2 separate regions of the Homo sapiens genome follow, and region 2 is linked to region 1. Evidence: chromatin loops called from intact Hi-C (ENCODE). Cell type or tissue: GM12878. All regions are shown on one strand. Each heading gives the region's core, and the rest is flanking DNA. Links, peaks and the distances in the headings are about the cores only. Region 1 has its middle 54 kb from the start of CYP2C18. Region 2 overlaps PDLIM1 (PDZ and LIM domain 1).

Region 1 (2,923 bases), core at 173-2,672:
TAAATATATTTATATATTATATATTTTCTTATATACATTATTCTATTATATATATCATAAATATATATTTACTATATATTATGTTTATAATATCAACATAATATATATTTGTAAATAAAAATATACTAAAATAATACAATTAAAAATAATACATAATAAAAACAAATTATTTAAAAAGAAGGAAATCCTGCCATTTGCCACAACATGGATAAACCTAGAGGACATTATGCTAAGTGAATAGTGAATGAAATAAATCAGACACAGATAGAAAATACTGCACGATTTCACTTATACATGGAAACTTAAAAAAAAAAAACTCGAATACATAGAAATAGTAGAAAGGTGGCTGCCAAAGGTGAGCGAGAGGGAGATGGAGAAATGGAGGTCAAAAAGTACAGAATTTCAGTTATGTAAGATAAATAGCCCTAGAGATATAAAGCACAGCATGAGGAATACAGTTAATAATACATATTGTATTGTATACCAGAAATTAGCAAAAAGAGTAGCTTTTAGGTACTTTACCACATACAAACAAATGTAACTGGCTAGGTGTAGTGGTTCACTCCTCTAATTCCAGTACTTTGGGAGGCTGAGGCAGGAGGATTGCTTGAGTCCATGAGTTCGAGACCAGCCTGGCAACCTAGTGAGACCCTCATCTGTACAAAAAATAAATTTTAAAAAAATAGCAAGCATAGACATGCTTGTAGTTCTAACTACTTGGTAGGCTGAGGTGGGAGGATCACTTGAGCCCAGGAGATAAGAAGTTGCCATGAACCATGATCAGGCCACTGCACTCCAGCCTGAGACAGAGCTAGACCTTGTCCAAAAAAAAAGTAACCATGTGAGATGAATCTGTTAATTTGCTTGGCGGAAATCATTTCACTATGAACATGTATATGAAAACATTATGTTGTACACCTTAAATATATAAAATTTAAAATGTATATGTAATAGAAGAATTTAATATTTTCCCTTGCTGTTACAGGTACAGAAGTTAGTAAATTGTTGTTCTTTCTCTTTTCCACAGGAGTAACAAAATAAATAAAATTGAAATCTTGCCCTGTAAAGTCAAAAGACTAGAGGAAATCCAATTTAGAACCCTGAAAGTCAGTTTTAATGAGGAAATTATGCCACCTCGTGGTAATTTAGTATATTGCCACATATAACTGTTTTCAGGATACAGTATTACTAAATTTTGAGATTGTTCTCCAGCTTGCAAGTAGAGGACCTCCTATGATTTCATGTCAACTTACTTGAGGGAAAGAAAAGTGTTGCCTATTAAATGAGATAGTTATGATCTGATCTTCGACGAACCTGACAAAAACAAGCAATGGAGACAGGATTCACTAATAAATGGTACTGGGACAACTGGCTAATCATATGCAGAAAATTGAAACTGGACCCCTTTCTTACACTTTACACAAAAATTAACTGAAGATCACTTAAAGATTTAAATGTAAAACCCAAAACTATAAAAATTCTAGAAGAAAATCTAGGTCATTGGCACAGGCAAATACTTTATGAAGAAAATACCAAAAGCAATTTCAACAAAGACAAAAACTGACAAATGGGACCTAACTAAATTAAGGAGCTTCTGCACAGCAAAAGAAACTATCATCAGAGTGAACAGACAACCTACAGAATGGGAGAAAATTTTGCTATCTATCCATCTAACATAAGTCTAATATCCAGAGTCTACAAAAGATTTAAACAAATTTACAAGAAAAAAATAAACAACCCCATTAAAAAGTGGGCAAAGGACATGAACAGACACTTCTCAAAAGAAGACATTCATGTGGCCAACAAACATATGAAAAAAAGCTCAGCATCACCGATCATTAGAGAAATGCATATCAAAACCACAATGAGATAGCACCTCACACCAGTCAGAATGGCAGTTACTAAAAAGTCAAAAAACAACAGATGCTGGTGAGGTTGCAGAGAAAAAAGAACACTTTTACACTGTTGGTGGGAGTGTAAATTAGTTCAACCATTGTGGAAGACAGTCTGGTGATTCCTCAAAGATCTAGAAGCAGAAATAATATTTGACCCAGCAATCCCATTACTGGGTATATACCCAGAGGAATATAAATCATTCTACTATAAAGATACACACGCATGTATGCTCATTGCAGCACATTTCACAATAGCAAAGACATGGAATCAACCCAAATGCCCATCAATGATAGATCGGATAAAGAAAATGTGGTACCTATACATCATGGAATACTATGCAGCCATAGAAAGAAATGAGGTCATGTCCTCTGCAGGAACATGGATGAAGCTGGAAGCTGTTATCTTCAGCAGAATAACACAGGAACAGAAAACCAAACACCTCATGTTCTCACTTATAAGTGGGAGCTGAACAATGAGAACACATAGACACACGGGGATAACAACACACACTGGGGCCTGTTGGGGGCAAGGGGAGCATTAGGAAGAATAGCTAATGGATGCTGGGCTTAATACCTAGGTGATGGATTGCTCTGTGTAGCAAATCACCATAGCACACATTTACCTATGTAACAAACCTGCACATCCTGTACATGTATCCTGGAACTTAAAAGTTGAAGAAAATAAATAAATAAATGAGACGGTTATAATGAATAAATAAAATGTTTGTATATAATTGAACCACTACTATCAGTAACAGGAAATCATTTGAGTTAGCTAATTCCAAAATAAGGGTTGTTCCCAAATGAAACATTATAATTCAATGTTTGGAGTTAAATTTTTATACTGGCTGCAGAGAGAGACTGAAGTCACTAACAAAATTTTTACCTTCATTGTTCAGTGGAAAACAAAAGGTCTGAAGGACACCTCAGAAGCCAAGCTCACCAGTGAAGCCATTTAACTGGGCCTTGGTCCAAACCCATCCAGGCCCAAGTGAGATTCTTGCAGGCACAGTAATGATGAGATTATT
Region 2 (2,923 bases), core at 301-2,800, 620 kb before region 1:
TGATATTTTGAATAGAGGCCATCACTTTGGCCTAAGCATGGCATGGCTTGGACCTGGGGGAGGTGGGGAGGTGAGAAGGGGTCAGATGGAGGATAGATTTACAGGTATAGCTGATGAGAGACTACCTCCCTGTCACCGTCCACTGCTTAGAAAGTGGAGCCCTCAGGGAAAGAGGCAGGCTCTGCCTGTCTTATCTTGTTCTGGGTCACCCAGCATGACAGGAGGAAGGTGGGGAAGACAAGGCCTGGCTTGCCCAGTCCCTGGGCCTGAACATCAACAGTTCACAAAGCACTTGCGTGTCCCATCCTTACCACCAAACTGTGAACCAGGCAAGGAAAGTACTGTTACCTCTGTGTTATAGGTGAGGAGACCCAAGTGCCTGGCCTTGAGAATCAGGAAGTATTTATAGACAGGGAAAGCACTGTGAGATCGTCGGGAATGAATAACACTATGATTCCTGCTTGTGCAAGCAATGTTTGTGGCCCATACAAGGGGGACCCGGCTGAGTTCTTCATGGTTGGCTTGTGGTTGACATTTTTTTTTCTCTAAATTTTCTCTGGACATAATGCTGCTGATGGAATTTATAAAGAGATAGAGCATTCTCATTCCACTGGATTAGGCCAAAAAGTAATTGAGCTACTGAAGCTATTTAGAAGAAGAGCCTCTGATTGCATTGAAGCAGCAGCCAGCTCTGACTACAAAGACATCTCAGTTTCACTGTGCTGGCAGCAGGTCTGTGGCTGATTTAGGAGAGGGCTTTGAGATCATTTCTATCCATCCTTCAAATCAGCAGTGTCTGCCTGGAGGAGGTTCCTGGTGAAGTTATTTTTAACTTCTGTCATGTCCTAATCAATTTTTCAAACATTCTTTACAGCTTAGACCATGCTCAGCCTCCAAGCAGCCTTGTCATCGACAAAGAATCTGAAGTTTACAAGATGCTTCAGGAGAAACAGGAGTTGAATGAGCCCCCGAAACAGTCCACGTCTTTCTTGGTTTTGCAGGAAATCCTGGAGTCTGAAGAAAAAGGTAATCAGCTCCATCTGCAGTCAGAGGCTCTTGTTCAAGGTCAGATGTGAGAGTCAGTCATTGTGGAAGCACAGGTGAACACACTCTGGAGCCTGCTTTGGAGGGCATGGGCTTTTAAAATGCTGAAATTCTTTAAAAAGAGATAGAGGGAGAGAGAGAGAGAGAGAGGAAGAGAGTGCTGACCACATTTTCCCATCTGGGTCTGTATTTAAGAAACTCCAGGCCTGGCCAACTGTGTCCTGTCACATGTGCAAGAGGATGCTAAGGTTGGGGTGAGCCTGACTGCTGTGGGAGCCTGTTGGTCTGTCCCTTGGCCATTTATTTGCTTTGAGCCCAGAAACAATACCTTGGTAGTGGCTGAGGAACTTCAGTGATGAAGGCCATGGGCAATGAGCAGCAGAATGAGAATGAATTAGTGCTCGGTGAAGCCAGGGGCTGGCTTTGCTTGGGGGCATGTGTTTGCATTTGCTCTAAGGTGGGTGGCCTCTTGAGGGCCCAAGAGCTCCCCCTTGTGGCCATGTTCTTATTCTGTGACCTTTGGCAAATCTCAACCTTCCCAGGTCTGTTTTCTCATCTGTCCATCAGGGATAAAACTCCTTTCCTCTAAGATTATCATGGTCATGAAATGGCATAAGTTGTGTAAAACATCCATCATCGTAACTGAGTACTCGCTTCATAGTTATTGTGGTGTTTGAAATGTCATGAAGAGGCTTTCTTGTCCTTGGGGTGAGCTTTGATGTTGAGGCACCCAGGGTCACCCCGTAGGGTTCTGCAGGTCTCAGGAGACATGCTTCTCACTGAAGACATTATGTAACGTACATTTATTATGATCATGTTTAAGTGGACAGTGGTAAAAGTATCTTCACTTAATAACAATGCTATACGTCGAGAAATTGTGACAGGTGGATGTATTGAAGAAGGGATGCTTTATTCCCCTCACAAAGATGATCAGCAGCCCTCACACCCGCTTCTTCCCTGGTAGTTCCTCATCAGCACCTCCTGTGATGCTCATGGGCAGTCTTTTCCAGAGAGCTGGGTTTTGTACCCTTTCCTGGTCCCTGTGATGCCCAGTCCTCCACACTCTCTCTTCCTTTCTTGAGGCTTGGGCACTTCAGTGGGGTCTTGTTTTCTATGCCCTCTATCTCTCTCATGGACCCATCTGCAAAGAGACAGTGGATGCTCCAGTGAGGGGACACCTTGTGATGGTGAGTGTGAGACCTGCCTCAGCCAGGCTGCAAAGGGATTGGCATGTTGGCTGAGAGGCTTGTGCCCTCTGGAAGATGAACCTCCCTCCTCAAAGTCCGCAGCCGAAGATTCAGCTTCCTGGGGAGCCCTTTCTGATAAGAAAGTTCTCTTCTGAACACACCCGACACCTGGGCTTCCTCCCCATTTGTGTGATTTCTTTAGAGAGAGTGGCAGTTTACAACCATAGGAAATTAGGAAACCATGGGCCATGTGTTTGCATGTGCTTCTTTTATGCTAAAATGATACTGTTCTACCACTGCTTTCCTCTTTTGCTTGGAGTAGCTGAGCAGCTGGGAAGTAATGAGCCATACTTCGTATCAAGTTCCAGTATTAGCTTTGCCTGACAAACAACTTGGGGGCCAACCCTTGAGGATGATAGCTTTGTAAAAACATGTGAGAAACCACAACTTATTTCACTCTTACGTGGATGTGAAACCCTTCAATGAGAGGCAAGGTCAAGTTCATCCGTGCCCAACTAGACATGCTGCAGAGCTCATCTCAGCTCACAGAGAAGGACCTGAGCATGGATTTGGAAGCTCCATGCTCTTCAAGATCTGGACTCCTATCCGGCACTCCAGCACCCAAATTTGTGGCTTCTATTCCCAAGGTTACTTCGTGGTCCTGGTTAGCAGCTGGTGTTCCAACCATCATG

Evidence for each region. Hi-C counts contacts between places; a loop is a spot of excess contacts. Peaks named below come from ENCODE experiments on the same cell type or tissue, not always from the same donor. Only the 100,000 strongest peaks of a DNase experiment are listed, where the experiment ranks them.
Region 2: a loop joins it to region 1, with 4 times the contacts of the local background. A loop is called at or near these places in 14 of 110 quality-filtered maps.

Annotation. Positions count from the first base shown.
Region 1 is chr10:94,628,414-94,631,336 of GRCh38, reverse strand. No RefSeq gene overlaps it. Among named protein-coding and RNA genes, the nearest start is that of CYP2C18, 54 kb to the left of the region's middle. In GM12878, for the core only: a CTCF peak has its summit at 1,132 (motif pointing left); no DNase peak of the experiment used is centred there.
Region 2 is chr10:95,245,318-95,248,240 of GRCh38, reverse strand. It overlaps PDLIM1 (PDZ and LIM domain 1), which reads left to right. Exons shown (of 7, transcript NM_020992.4): 5 at 875-1,026. Among named protein-coding and RNA genes, the nearest start is that of PDLIM1, 44 kb to the left of the region's middle. RefSeq lists an enhancer at 2,769-2,828. In GM12878, for the core only: a CTCF peak has its summit at 1,528 (motif pointing left); DNase peaks (open chromatin) are centred at 1,468 and 2,640; H3K4me3 peaks cover 703 bases; H3K27ac peaks cover 1,576 bases.